Regions from separate parts of the Homo sapiens genome. Here region 1 is linked to region 2. The links are chromatin contacts, found by Hi-C or POLR2A ChIA-PET in ENCODE. All regions are on one chromosome and are shown on one strand. The core of a region is the stretch at or near the end of the contact, and the rest is flanking DNA. Distances in the headings are between cores, read along the strand shown.

Region 1 (7,714 bases), core at 940-3,439, 100 kb after region 2:
GAGGTGGAAGTTGCAGTGAACCGAGATCGCGCCACTGCACTCCAGCCTGGGCGACAGAGCAAGATTCCATCTCAAAAAAAAAAAAGAAAAAGAAAAAGAAATTGTATATCTGACGGGATGGTCCGCAAGCTTCGGGGCTTGGGAGGAAGGTACAGTCATAGGACAGAACACAGCTTTAGACTGGGTCAAGATCGTCCAAGTCTGGTGGTGGCTTCAGAAGGCCCTTTGAATGAGGCTCGTCCAGGCAATAATTACCATGTTATCTAATTTTGCCCGCTTAACGTTTCCACTTGGATGTCTAAGAGCCATCTCAAAGCCCCACGTGGCCAAGGCTGAATCTCTAATCTTCCCCCAACAGACCTGCTTCACTCACAGCTTCCCCTTCTCAGCTGACAGCAACCCCATTAATCTGCTTGTTCAAGCCAAAAAACCTGGAAGTCATCCTTAACTCCTCTCTTTCTCCCACATCTCACAACTCAGCAGTCAGAAAATCCTGTGGGCTCTACCTTCAAAATATATCCACCACCCATCCACCACTCCGCAGTTGCCCTTTACCATGCTGGGCCACGCCACCATCACCTCTCACTGGGCCACTGTAATAGCCTTCTAACAGATCTCCCCACTGCACCCTGGCTCACTTGCAAACCAGAGTGATATTTTAAAACTATAATACAAATCATATCACCCTTCTGCTCAGAGTCGCCCCCCATGTGTCAATGCATAAAAGTCAAAGTCCTTACAATGTCTCCCCATTCATTGGCCTCCTTGCTATTCCTGGAGCACACCAGGCATACTCCTACCTCAGGGCCTTTGCACAGACTGCCCGAAGCTCTCCTCCCCAAGACGTCCACAGGGGCAACTCCTTCACTTCCTTCAAACCTTTGCTGAAAGTTTAACTTCCCAATGCAATTCACTCTAACCACTCTGCTTAAAATCCCTACCTTCTCCCCAACCCCCTGCTTTTCTTGTAGTGGTTCCCATTACATTCTACCAGTCTACCTAATTTTTTTTTTTTTTTTTTTGAGACGGAGTCTCTCTGTGTCGCCCAGGCTGGAGTACAATGGCGCGATCTCAGTTCACTGCAACCTCCGCCTCCCAGGTTCAAGCGATTCTCCTGCCTCAGCTTCCTGAGTAGCTGGGATTACAGGCACTCACCTCCACGCCCAGCTAACTTTTGTATTTTTAGTACAGATGGGGTTTCACCATGTTGGTCAGGCTGGTCTCGAACTCCTGACCTCGTGATCCGCCCTCCTCGCCTCCCAAAGTGCTGTGATTACAGGAGTGAGCCACCGCTCCTGGCCAGAAATCTCTTCTTTATTATGTCTACTGTCCGTTATCCAACTCCAGAAGGTAAGAACCTCCACTGATACATAAGGACTTGTATACCCCACGTGCCTGCAACAGTGCTTGGCACCTAGTAGGCATACCAAAATATATAAATGTTGAACAAATGAAGAAAGTTAAAGTAAAACTAGAGGTCCAAAAATATCACAAAAGCCATCTATGGTCGCCTTTTCCCTACCTGATTTTGCTGAGTGGCCTTACTTTTCAGTCCTCTACACAGCTGGAACATTAATGAACACAGAGGGGGAAGAAGTGTGTTTACTCTAGGATCACCTCTCAATGGGTCACTTGGCAAGGGCATCTTTGCTTCTTCGTCAGCTCCTTTTGACACGGGGGTGAAGGGTTTTCTGCACCACACTTTGACCACAAGCATCACCAATTTCACTGAACCCAACAGAAATTTGGACCCTCTGGGGGCTCTCTGCGTGGCAGGGCCCTTTTCTTTTTCTTTGGGCTTAGGCTGCAATTTGAAACACCACTTTCCTGAGCCAGCATCCCCCTTGCAGCGCTGTCACAGGGAGGCTTAGGCAGCCACGTGGAAGCCACCTACCCCGACCTTTGGCAGAATTTCCAAACACAACACAGTAGCTTTAAGTTGATTAATTTGGAACTCTGACCTTGGCCCCAAAAGGTAAGAATACATAACAAGGTATTTTATTCTCAAAATGTGTCAGGATAAGAAGCACTTCTGTAAATCGACCTTTTTAAAATAGATATAATTAGATTTGCAGTTGGGGGCAGTAAAGAAAGGGTCTGAACAGTGGATAACATGTTGAGAGGTTAATTATTAATGGGCAGTCTTCCCTAACAAAGTATCTAATAGGCATTGTGGTCTCTTTGGCTTCAGAAATTACCAAGAAAGCCTGGACCCCGGGTGAAACGGAGAAATGGACACAAGTCCCCTGTGTTTCTCCATTCTGTTGGTTTTATGCATCTTTATCCAATCAAGTGCCCTTGGACAAAGCCTGAAACCAGGTAAGAGCCTGACTTTTCTCCAGAGATGGGCATGAACTTTTCTTTTTAAAACGTGTGTCACAAAGAATCCAGGGGTTTCTGACTGTATGGGACAGAGCTTGCTTCAGAGCGTGCCAGGTGGTTCTATACACGACCTCACAGGTTCACAGGGACACGTAGCCGTTTGTAAACAGAAATGAAATTTTAGAAAATCATCCTCGGATTAAAAGTCTTCTAAGAGTGCCTGCAGCTAGCAGTGAAGTCTCTTGCGTATCTGATATGGAAACAGTCATGCTAAAAGTTATTCAGCGGCAAATGATATGAAAGCGATTCAGATCTTCCTGAGAGTTAATGTGGCATCTAATTTGCAACCGGGGAGCCAGGCTTGCAATGAAATGCTCTGTCGGGTTGGGGTTGTCTAATTGCCTGCCTCTCTCAGAAGAGAGGGGAATTTATGAGAGTTCTATTTCCAGTCAGGTCTAAAGTAGAGATATCATTGCACAATTTCTAGACTTTGTTTTGCTGCCAAAATTTTAGTCTGAGGCTGAAGAATCCAACAGCCGTCCTGCCTGTTTTGTTTGTAAATTCACAAACTAGATTGATGGCGAAAGACAGATCAAATGCCTTATCAGGAAGGTAGTAGAGTGGAGCCCAGCTTCCAGGCTAAGCAGTGGACCAATAAATGACGGATCAGTTAATTGAACAATTTGGCCAGACTAGACAGGTGTTTGGGAATTTGTTTTGGTACTGGTTACTGGTCAGGAGCTAGTAACGCTAAGGTAGAGTCTGAGATTTTTCTTTTCTCTAAGACTAGCCTTGGAGAGAGCTCCGACAACTTTGAGAATTAGAAATTCCCTAACGGGATGTACCTAAAAATTTCAGAAGCTTTTTTCCCCTTTAAGAAAAAGGCTGTTCCTTTGTATTTGACTATTTTACTTCATAGGCCAGTTAATAACTGAGTAGCAGTATTAATTATTGCCATTCACTAAGTATTTTCTGTGCCAAGCACTATACTAATTATTTTTGACACATCATCTCATTTATAAAGCCACATCCAAAAATGACCCTTACATAATAATTTAGAGCCATACAGGTAAAATTGCTGGTAATCTTTATTCCCTTGGTTCATAGTGATTTTGCTAAAGGGCCTTTCCTGCCCTTTGCCCCGGAATGTTGTATTTGTTTGTTTACTTTTTAATGAAGTTTATAACACACTTCTAGAAAAGGGCCTCTATCATAAATCCTCAATGAGTTCTCACAAACTGAACCAGTACCCCAAAGCCTTCCTTGTGTGCCCCTTGAGCCTTAACATATATGATTTTTTCCTTTGGGGAGATTTTTCATTAATAGAAACACATCAGTTGCTCTTTTGCGTCTGGCTTCTTTCGTTCGACATTATGTTTGTGAAAGTCAACCATGCAGTTTCGTGGAGTTGAGGCTCATTCATTCTCACTGCTGTAGCATTCCACTGCGGGACCATGCCACACTTCCTTTATCCATTCTACTGTGGATTGGCCAGGACTGTTTTTGCAATGGAGCCATGGGAATTGGAAGCTGTCAGTGCTGAGATAGAGGTTGAAGGGAGGGATGGCCTCCCCCAGGCTTCTGGGTATTGTCCAGATTTTCCTTGAGCAATCTCATTGTCCTGATCAGCCTGCTTCTTTCCCCGGGGCCTAGTTTGTGCAAATGCTGAGAGAAGTGGCCACTATTAGCAAGAGGGTTCCTCAGAAAAGAGGATCCAAGTCAGGAGGCCTCTTGTTCTCTTGGAAGCAGAATCTCTTGGCAGAATTCTTTCTGCAATGAGTGAGCCCAATCTGTGTGCATGTGGCTGGTATGATGTCTTTCTGGGGAAACCGCAGGGAAGCCGGTGTCCTGTGGTGGAGCCCTTGTCAGGAAAGTTTCTACACCAATGGTTCTCAACAGGGGCAATTTTGCCCTCCAGGGGACACTTGGCAATGTCTGGAGACATTTTTGGTTTTTGGTTGTTAAGACCAGGGAGAGAGTGCTTCCCTTCCAGCATCTAGTGGGTAGAGGCCAGGGAAGCTGCTTCACATCCTACAATGCACAGGACAGCCCTCACAACAATGAATTGTCTGGCCCAAAACATTATTAGTGCAGAGGCTGAGAAACCATGATCTATGCCAAGCTTCAACTGTCACTCATCGAGCACCAGGAAGTACTCCCTCAAGGACCCTTCCTCTTTAGCCCCTCCTCCCAGCCTACTTCTTTTGAGTATTTATTATTAATGACATCTTACTAATGGAGTCACTAATGTGCTGCACACCCAGCATGTGCCAGGCACTCCACGGACATTTTATCTCATCCTCACCATATGGTTGAGTAAGCTGGCAGTTAAGTGCCTTGCCGGCGGTCGCATAGCTGGTCAGGGCAGAGCAGGGAGAGGTACCTGCAGCCTCAATCTGTCTACTGAGGCCGCAGTGCTCTGTGTCGAGCCCACACCCAGTGATTTGACAGCCAGAGGTTTCTAGAAAAACATTCTGCTCAGTTCCTCTCACAGAGAGGGAGATTTAGACAGTTGTTCCTGCCCTTCAGCACTAAGGGGGACTGGATAGCGTGAGCTGCTTGAAGCCCACATGGCACATCACACTTATGCCCAGCCCCAATGCCTGAGACCCAGGTTCCCCAGTCGGTGTTGCCATGAGAGCCAACGCTGCTCCTAGACCCTGGCAAGTCCCACCTTCCCGGTACTGGGCCCACTATCAACAGGCACCTTCTCCCTCCCCTCCACCCCAGCCTCAGCTTGCAAATCCTAGGAGCAGCTGAAAGCTACCTATTCAGTCAGTCCCTCATGAGTGTCACAAGCATACATGAGCACCTGCCATACGTAACGCAGTGCCTGAGTACAACTCACACACTCTGTTCACACGTTTCCTCTCTTAAAAATCACTGAGGACCCCAAACAGTGTTTATTATGTGAGATATCAATATTTCCTTCATTAGAAATTAAAACTGAGAAATCTTTAAAATCTGCTAACACTTTTTAAAATGATAATAAACCCTTGCATATTAACACATATAATGTAATTTTATGAAAAATAACTTGTATTTTCCAAATAAGTTTTAAATGGAGAAGAGTGACATTGTTTTACAAAGAAATGTTGCAAATCTCTCTAATATCTGGCTTCCCAAGACAGCTGGATTATCTTACCTGTTTCTGTACTCAGTCTGTTGTGATGTATTGCTTTGTTTGAAATGTAGGAAGAAAATCTGGCCTCCCATAGAGGAAAAGGGAGGACATCCTAAGGCGATCTCCCTGGGGCCTTGGCCTGCAAACCACTGCGCTTGTGCAGTGGGCACTGTACAACAGGGGGCTGCACAGCCGTCCCCACCTTGCAGGAATTTACAGTCAAATGGGGTGGGAGTGGGGTGGGGAGGGAATAGGGGGCCATGGGACTGGGTGGAGGGGGGATGTGCCATCAATAAAAGAGCAACCGTCTGTGGAGAATTTAAATACAAATATAACCAAAAGCTGATCTGCCTGTCATTATCACAATTATAAAGAATGTCAGCCGGGCGCCGTGGCTCACGCCTGTAATCCCAGCACTTTGGGAGGCCGAGGTGGGTGGATCACCTGAGGTTAGGAGTTCAAAACCAGCCTGGCCAACATGGTAAAATGCCATCTCTACTAAAAATACAAAACATTAGCCAGGCTTGGTCATGGGCACCTGTAATCCCAGCTACTTGGTACGCTGAGGCAGGAGAATTGCTTGAACCCGGGAGGCAGAGGTTGCAATGAGCCGAGATGGCGCCGTCGCACTCCATCCTGGGCAACAAAGTGAAACTCCATCCCAAAAGAAAGAGTATCAGCGATAAAGGCAAAGCTCTTTCCAGAAAAAAATGGTTTTATGGCCTAAGTTCTAAACAATCTCCGTGGTTACTGTTGGATTTTATGTAGTAAGTATATGTAAGCTTCAAATTCATCACATCTTTATTATTTATCCTTTCATAAATATTGTGTTCTACATTGACATTAATCTGGAGAACTCCCGGTTATGCACTTGGCCCCAACATGCACAGACTCAGGGGCGTGTTCTTGTTGCAAGAGTAAGTGTGCGATGGTTCAGATCCTTTGACGTCCTTATGTCTCCAACCTCAGTGGCACTTATTACCTGCTTCTGCATGTAAACAGTAGATTTGAAACAAAAAATGATAGCGTAGTGGTTGTACAAACAAAAAACCAGAACTTGAATTATTTCAATTCTCTCATCCTAGGTGACCCCTGTAAGCTTCTCATATGTGTTTAAAATTTAAAGCAACAAAACAGATTGTGAACAATGAGTTGTAACATCTTGTTTGATAGGTAAAAATTTGGACTCATACGAAAAATATTTTTACTGCATTTGAATATCTTAAAGTTAAAATGTATTTGTCTTTTTAAAAATTGTTCACTGCTTTATAACTAAAGAAGAAATCGAGAAAGTAGTGATGATTGCTGATTTTTACATAAATATGACTGAAAATACTTTTGTCTTATAGAGCAGAGGGTCATTAAAATGATCCGTTCTGTGTGTCAAATACATGAGGTATACCACTGAGTCACATATGTAAATGTTATCAGCTAGAACAGAACATGGCATGAGATGAGGACCATGAGAGAGGAATGAGTAGAGAAGCAGATTTTACTTCCAAGTGGAGGGAAGAAGGCTTCTTGGAGGAGGCGGCATTTGAGTAGGGTGTTGAAGGATGGTATCCGGACAGAAGAGAATGAGGCTTTCCTTGTACAATAGCAGAGGTACACAGCTGATAAAGTACATGTGCTTTTCAAGCCCAAATACCTTTCAAAAAAGACCATCTAGGAAGAAAAAGAAAAAATATCCCATAGAACGGTGTTGATAGCAACACTTGTTAAACTGCAACAAACTGGAAACAATGTGAATGCCCAAGTGCAAACCACTGAAGTTGGGGACTCCAGCTACTGCTAAGTCCAACTTCGAACAGGCATGGTTTTGAATACCTACTACTAGAAGTCACAGAAACTTTTGGGGGCAATAATGATGAAGTTCAGAAACAAAAGCCTATTGCTGGCCCCTAAGCACTCACAGTTTAACACCAGGGATCTTAGCACAGAGGATGGGTTTCCAAGAGTCGTTGAGCCTCCTGAGATGGTGCCCAAGGCTGTGTGTGTGTGCATTTTGAGTGGGGAGCAGGTGTCATAACTTTCAGCAAATTATCAAAGGGACCTGTGACCTCTGAAAAAGCTCAGTAACAACTGGTCTTGCAGCTTTGTAAAACAAGTATAAGAAAATTGTATATGCAATAATGTAGGGAAAAAAAAACAGGACTAAATAATCTACATGTTGAATCATAATTATGAAAACACTGTAGACACATGCTGTATATTGCTAGAGATTCTAAGTATATTTAAAGATATATAAAGGGTTTTAAGGTTTGGAGG
Region 2 (6,828 bases), core at 557-3,056:
GCCGGGACTGGGGTCTGGCCAGAGGCAGAAGCCTGAAATCTGATGCTGCTCCCCAGCTTTGGACTTCTGAGAATCATCCAGCCCCGAGAATTTCTGGCCACCGAACCCTGTCCACTGTCCTATCTGCAGCCTGAGGCTGACTACCTGCTTAGACAGTCCGCTTTTCTTAAAAGCACAAACCTACCTGCTCCTGTGTGCTGCTCCCCAGGCTACTCATCATCCAGCAGCCTTAGCTGGGCTCCCCCACCCCCTGTGTAACACCTGGACATCCACCAGTGCCTGCCCCCTCCAAAGCCTTTTTTTTTTTTTCTACATCCTTCTTTCATATGTACACATTTCCCAAGATTTCACACTGATGTAAATTCTCTTTTCCGGATATTCTGTCCTTTGGCAATCTCACCCACTTCTGGGGTTTCAAGTAGCAGCCTAGGAGGAAGAGGCCCATGAATATAAGGGTCATTTTCAAGTTAAAATCACCAGAGCCCAAGACTAATGGGCAGGAGAGGGAGGAGACAAGGTGGGAGTTGAGAAAAAAGCTGAGCCCCGAGGAAGCTGGCCCCTCCCCACAGCTGCTAAGAGAAAGACCCAGGCTCAGTCATCTCTGAATCCTCCCAGCCTTGGCTGCACTGCCACGTATAGATGGGTACAGAGTCTTTGCTGGATGAATGAGTGAATAAATGAATGGCTGCATAAACAAGTTGCTACTTACCTCTCTGGATCCTAGTGCATTTACTGAAGCTGTCCTCCCTCCTGAAGTGGGGCATACACGAGGCCAGGAGAAGGGGTTAAAGCCAACCAAGTCCAGGGAGAAACCCCTAGATTTCCTGCAGGATTTGCACAGGAACGTGTTGCAAGGTGTCTCCTCCGAGAATTCACTGAGTCCCTTCAGGAGACCCACAGAGCATAGAATGGGCCCCCAGACTTTGGAGCAGCACCCGGCTCCTACTGTCTCCCTAGGAGACCGTGGGTCCCACCAGCTTTTATTTTCTATTCAGCAACACTATTGCCTATGTTTATGGATAGGACTGTGTTGAGCAAGAGTTGACCTTTATTATCTTAATTCAATCTTCCCAAAGACCTTCTGAGATAGGTACTTTTATTTTCTTCATTTTACAGATAAGGAAATTGAGGTTTAACTATGATCCCATAGCTAATAAAAGTGACAGAACCGGGTTTTTTTCTTTTTACTGAAATGGTATTATTTCATCAGAATTTGCCCACATGCTCAACACTGCTGGAATGTGTTATTTTGAAATCTGACAATGAACTACAGAATGGTAAAAGCGGAAGAGCCTTTGAGACAAATTAGTCTAGCCCAGAGTAGGGAAGAAAAAGAGAGGGAGGCTCAGCCTGCAGGCTGCAAACCCTCCCCTCCCTGTTTGTCCTGCTCCTAAAATAAAACAGAACAAAAGACAGGAAAGTCACTAGATTAGAGAATTCAGCATCTCCCTCCTAATTCCCTGTGATGTGATAATTCTAAGACCCACTTCCTGGAGCAAGAAGAAGCTAAGATCCCTCAGCCTGGCTGATGTGGTTTTGAAAGTGGAAGAGGGCAGGAAGTGTTGTGGTCACTCCCACCCAGCTGTGGGCCTCTTCCCAGAGCCCTCCTCACCAGATGCTGCAAACTCAGACTGCAAATCCAGAAGCCTGCAGCCTTCCGGGGATTGGCTCCCTGCGAAGATAACCCTGTCCTTCAACAAACCCTCGCTTCCTATTTGCATTCCTAATTGGCATCTTCTATTGCTTTTCCTGGTGACTTCATTTTTCACTCTTGGCTAAAAATGGGTCTCTGATGATTTATTCTATCCTGGGTGTTGACAAGCTGAAGAAGTTGTGTGGGGCCTGCTGCCAGTAACCCTGGGTGACGAAGCGTGACTCACCACTCCGAGGTCAGTGGGGGGATGGAAGGCAGGGGAGTCAGCTGACAAGATCTGCTGCTTTGTCACCAGGCCTTCTGCCCTCTTCCATGAGGCAGCTACACTCTAGGAAATGTGAGACGCCCCAGAGCCCTGTGAAGGAGACAGGACAGGCAGCCCACAGGTCTGTCACATCTCAAGGCTGATTCTCTGTTTTGTTTCCCACCCCCAGTGCCAAATGCTAAGCTGCGTTTCAGAGACAGCTCTAAAAGGGAACAAGTACCCAGCCTTCCCTGAATCCCCCAGTCATATTTTCACATACACACAAAGGAGCCTTAGAGATCATTTAAATCAATCTTCTCATTTTCTGGAAAAGAATTTGAGGCCCAGAGAGGTCAAGCAACATGACCAAGGTCATAAAGTGAATTAGAGGTGGAACTGGGAATAGAACCTGGGTCTTCTGTCTCCCAGGCCCTCTGCACTGTCTACTCACCACACTATCAGGAGAATCAGACTTGTGCTGCTGAGTGAATGGGGCCAACTCTCTCCTCCATGAATGGAGGCAACAAGGGCAACCTTTAAGGAGAGATGACTGCTGGAATTTCAGCTCTGCCCTTTGTTCTTCTCTCAGAGGGGTTCTGTGTTTGGCAGACTGTCCCCCCTCTACCTGCAGGGATCCCTGCAGTCCTGGGGGATTGGGGTTAAGCTTTCTCTCTCCCAGAAAACATAGATCACTCTGAAGGCAGTTACAAACTGAGGATGATCCACAGATTATTTCTTGGCTAAGACAAGAGGAAGTTGTCTTAAATAAACCAGTATGAGAGTTTATTGCATTCCATCTGGGTGCTTGATGATCCCATGTCCCTTTTTCTCTCTGTTGACTTTCTAAGTAAACAATTTGTTAGCTCAGAGATGACTCAAATTCATAGAATCAGTAAATGAGAAAGGACTACAAAGTTCCCCTAGTCTGAACCCCCTACACTCAGCCAGTAACCACCTCTACAACATTTCTAGATTGACACTACCCTCAGCTTGAATGCTGAGAAGGATGAACAACTCTTCCTCCCTCAGTGATAGCCCCTTTTTTGCAGGATAGACCTAAGCAGTAGGCGTCAGCCATTCTGTGATGCCAGTTTTGCCCTTTAGGTCAAAATAAAGCAAGTATTTTCTCTTCTTTGCACCACAACTTGTGTCTTTGCTCATGACTTACAGGACAAGCTAAAACAGACAAAACCATTCTTGACCCTCAAAGGCTGAGTGTCCCACTGGTGGGCTAGACAGGGCTCTTACTCAGTTTTGTGTTACCACATGATTACCATGAGTCTTTACAAAACCCTTGCCCACCTCCCCTAGAGAAATTGAGTAAGGAAGAATGATGAGTGCCAAACCTGTCCATTTGCTTCTTGCCAGCAATTCCGGTGAAAGGTCTGACTGAGGAAGAGGCTGAACCCATCTGAGGTATTCTATAATTAGCGTCTTTCTTCCTCTCCCACTTACCATTAAGGTAGACCAGGATATTCATGAAAAATTCCTCATTTGCCATTTCATTCCTTTTGGAAACCACATGTGAATTTCATTCAGTTAAAAAAAGTCAATTCCTTACCCGACACCAGGTAGCATTCTAAAGGATATAACAGTGAATGAAACAGAGGAAGCCCTACCCTCATGAAGCTTATGTTTTAATAAGGAAGACTACCATCAACTAATAGTTAAACATTATAATATCGAGAACTTATATGTACTATGAAGGAAAACAAAGCAAGGAGAGGGCAAAAGGTGATGGAGCTGCTATTGGCGAAGGCAGGCCTAGGAGGAGACATCGATTGAGCAGAGACTGGAGTGGAGTGAAGGATTCCTCCTTGGAAATGTCTGCAGGAAGTGCTGTAAGAGGAAATAACTGCAAGAAAGCCCTGAATGTTGTGCGAACGGGATCAACTAGAATGAGTTTCAGACGACTTTTCATAGGTAGATATGATTTTCAAGCCAAATTTTTCTGATAGCTGAGAAAATTCAACATGGCATTACCTGCCTTTGAAATTCTTTAGCATTCCAGAAATCAGGTGGGACCATCAGGATATGAACAAAGTGGTCAAACAATCTTACCTTTGTGAAACACTGTCTCACATGTTATCCTTTTTAATGATCACAACAACCTCACAAGGTGGATATCATTATCCATAACAAACTGAGGCTGAAGTAAGTGAAGTGTCTAGAGAGTGGCAGAGCCAAGACTAATAGAATCTGGTGTTGTGACTCTGGTCAGTACATTGGTTTACATAAGTACCCAGTTTCTTCACCAAATCACATAGTGTGGAGAAAAACACAAGGACATATGGGCTTGTAAATTTAACCTCAAATCTGAAACAATATCCAATATTGGAGATCAATATTTCTCTGATGGTGTGGCAGTGCACCATTTAGCTCTCTTCCAAGAGGAAATGCCAAAGGGAGCAGAGTTGACTGCCAGCCCCAGTTAGCATCCTTGGGGCCTGCCTCCCTATTGGTATCAAGGCCACACCTCCCCTGGGCTGCTTGTGGTGGGAACAAGTGCTAGCCCCTTCCTGCTGGACATAGGCTGCCTGCAACAAGCAGCCTTTGCATTCAGGGACTCCTGTGGACCTGGCCAGGATTCTCTGAGGAATGTGCTGCAGTCCGAGGAGCTCTGCCCAGTTCTTCCTTCCCTCTCTCCTTTCACAGGTGGCAGGTCAGCACACATGGTCTGAAGGCTGTCTGCCATCTCCTGTTTCTACCCCCTTATCCTTCACAGTCTTTTCTCCCAACACGTCTCTAGCAAAATCAACCTTGTCTTGGCATCTGCTTCTCAGAGGACCCAAATTGGCATAATTGCTAATCTAAGTGGTTTTGTTTTTATGAAAGGGCTAGATTATTAGTTCATTTTATCTTTGTCTTTCTGTACTTGAAATCCCAAAAGAAAAAGAAAAAAAAAATGCTTATTTTCAGTTATCAGTGTCAGACTTTTGGCTTCATTAATTGTTGATTTTAGCAAAAACATAAAGGGAATTTCTGAGATTTTGCTGGTGTGAACTGGGGTGAGGTCTTGGCCTGGGTTCTGGTTTTTATTTTAGCAGTTGCCAATCTGCTTTCACAGGTCCTTATATAAAGCAAACACCTCAGCTGTTGCGTTACCTGGCTGTGAATTCCAAGCTTAGAGCTAATCCAAGTTGTCAATGCATATTCTAAAGTATCTAAGTAGTCATAGAAGATTGCTGCTAAGAAGTGCTAAAGGCAATTGGAGGGATCTGGACGACCACTACCCAGCAGAAATATAATGTGAGCCACAGAAGTAAATGCAGGCACACCTCACTCTATTGTGCTTTGTGTTATTGTGCTTTGCAGATACTGTTTTTTAACAAAGTAAAGACTTCTGGCAGTCCTGCTCAAGTCTATTGCTGCCATTTTGCCAACACCATGTCCTCATTTTGTGCCTCTATGTCACATTTGGGTAATTCTCACAATATTTCAAACTTTTTTATTATTATTATATCTGTTTTAGTGATCCATGATCAGTGATATTTGATGTTACTATCATAATTGTTTTGGGGTGCTATGAACTGTACCCATAGAATACAGTGAACTTCATCAATAAATGTTGTGTGCGTTTTGACTGCTCCACTGACCAGCCATTCCCTGTCTTTCTCCATCTCCTCAGGCCTTCCTATTTCCTAAGACACAACAATATTGAAATTAAGCCAATTAATAACCCTACAGTAGCATGTAAGTGTTCAAGTGAAAGGAAGAGTCACACATCTCTCACTTTAAGTCAAAAGCTAAAAACAATTAAGCTTAGTGAGAAAGGCATATCGAAAGCAGAGAAAGACTGAAAGCTAGGCCTCTTACACCAGTCAATTATGAATACAAACGAAAAGTTATTGAAAGAAATTTAAAGTCCCACTCCAATAAACACACGAATGATAAAAAAAAAAAAGCAAAATTTAAAGTCCTACTCCAGTAAACACATGAATGATTTTTAAAAAAAGCCTTACTGCTGAGGTAGAGAAAGTTTCAGTGATCTGGACAGAAGATCAAACCAGCCACAACATTCCTGTAAGTCAAAGCCTAATCCAGAGCAAGGCCCTCAACATCAAGACAAGACCATCCAGCAGCAAAAAGATCACAACTCGCTGAAGGTGCAGATGATCATTAGCATTTTTTAGCAATAAAGTATTTTTAAGTTAAAATATACATATTGTTGTTATTTTAGACATAATGCTATTGGATGCTTAACACACTATAGTATAGTGTAAACATAACTTTCATGTGCACTGGGAAACGAAAAATCCACGTCACTCACTTTATTGCAATATTTGCTTGATCGCGATGGTCTGGAACTGAACTCACAATATCTCTGAGATATGCCTGAATAGCCACATGTGAAAAAAGAAGAAGGCCAGGCATGGTGGTTCATTCCTGTAATCCCAGCACTTTGGGAGGCTGAGGAAGGAAGACTGCTTGAGCCCAGGAGTTTGAGACCAGCCTAGACAACATAGCGAGACCTCGTCTCTAATAAAAAAAAAAAAAAATTAAATTAAAAATTAAAAAATGGAAAACAAAACAGATAAACTTCATTTTAATCTAATTATTACAACTGTAATAATTAATTTTAATAATGGTACATTTAACCCAATACATCAAAAATATTATCATTTCAACATGTAACCATATTTAAGTGTTATTGGTGAAATAGCTTACTTTTTTTTTTTTTTTTTACACTAAGTCTATAGACAAGCTACGTTTCTTTCAATGCTCAATAGCCACATGTGGCTAGTGGCTACCATGTTCAGCAGTGCATATCTAGGTACTCCCAGGTTTGAGAAATAATATTTGGATATGGAGCAGCTGACAAGCTATTTCCTGGTGTTCCCATAAACTGGTTATAGCGCTACACCTACCCCCAATGGAGAATTTGTCAAATCATTACCCGAGGGGATTTTTATTCAGGACTTTTCTCCCA

Evidence for each region. A loop is a pair of places that touch in the nucleus more often than their neighbours do. ChIA-PET counts read pairs that join two places held with the same protein, here RNA polymerase II (POLR2A). Pooled maps may share reads with other maps.
Region 1: a map of Caco-2 shows a loop between it and region 2 (2.6-fold over the local background). The contact joins the promoter of LIPC here to the enhancer-like site in region 2. A Hi-C loop is called at or near these places in 15 of 168 maps with a recorded cell type or tissue (Caco-2, Calu3, HepG2 and 8 more), 2 of 37 single-sample maps with no recorded cell type and 18 of 50 pooled maps. POLR2A ChIA-PET finds 5 or more read pairs at or near these places in 8 of 52 experiments (A549, AG04449, BJ and 5 more).

What each region holds. Positions count from the first base shown.
Region 1 is chr15:58,429,802-58,437,515 of GRCh38, forward strand. It overlaps LIPC (lipase C, hepatic type), which reads left to right and starts at 2,190. Exons shown (of 9, transcript NM_000236.3): 1 at 2,190-2,319. The coding sequence starts at 2,232. LIPC-AS1 (LIPC antisense RNA 1) reads right to left here. Exons shown (of 3, transcript NR_120338.1): 3 at 5,100-7,111. RefSeq lists an enhancer at 209-503 and a silencer at 209-503.
Region 2 is chr15:58,330,470-58,337,297 of GRCh38, forward strand. No RefSeq gene overlaps it. Among named protein-coding and RNA genes, the nearest start is that of LIPC, 98 kb to the right of the region's middle. RefSeq lists enhancers at 1,405-2,604, 1,761-2,055. Within about 2 kb of position 1,807, at least 36 of the 41 ENCODE cell types and tissues checked have a DNase peak (open chromatin) inside an H3K27ac peak, as active enhancers do; they include PC-9, heart left ventricle, heart right ventricle and 1 more, where a contact is called at or near this core.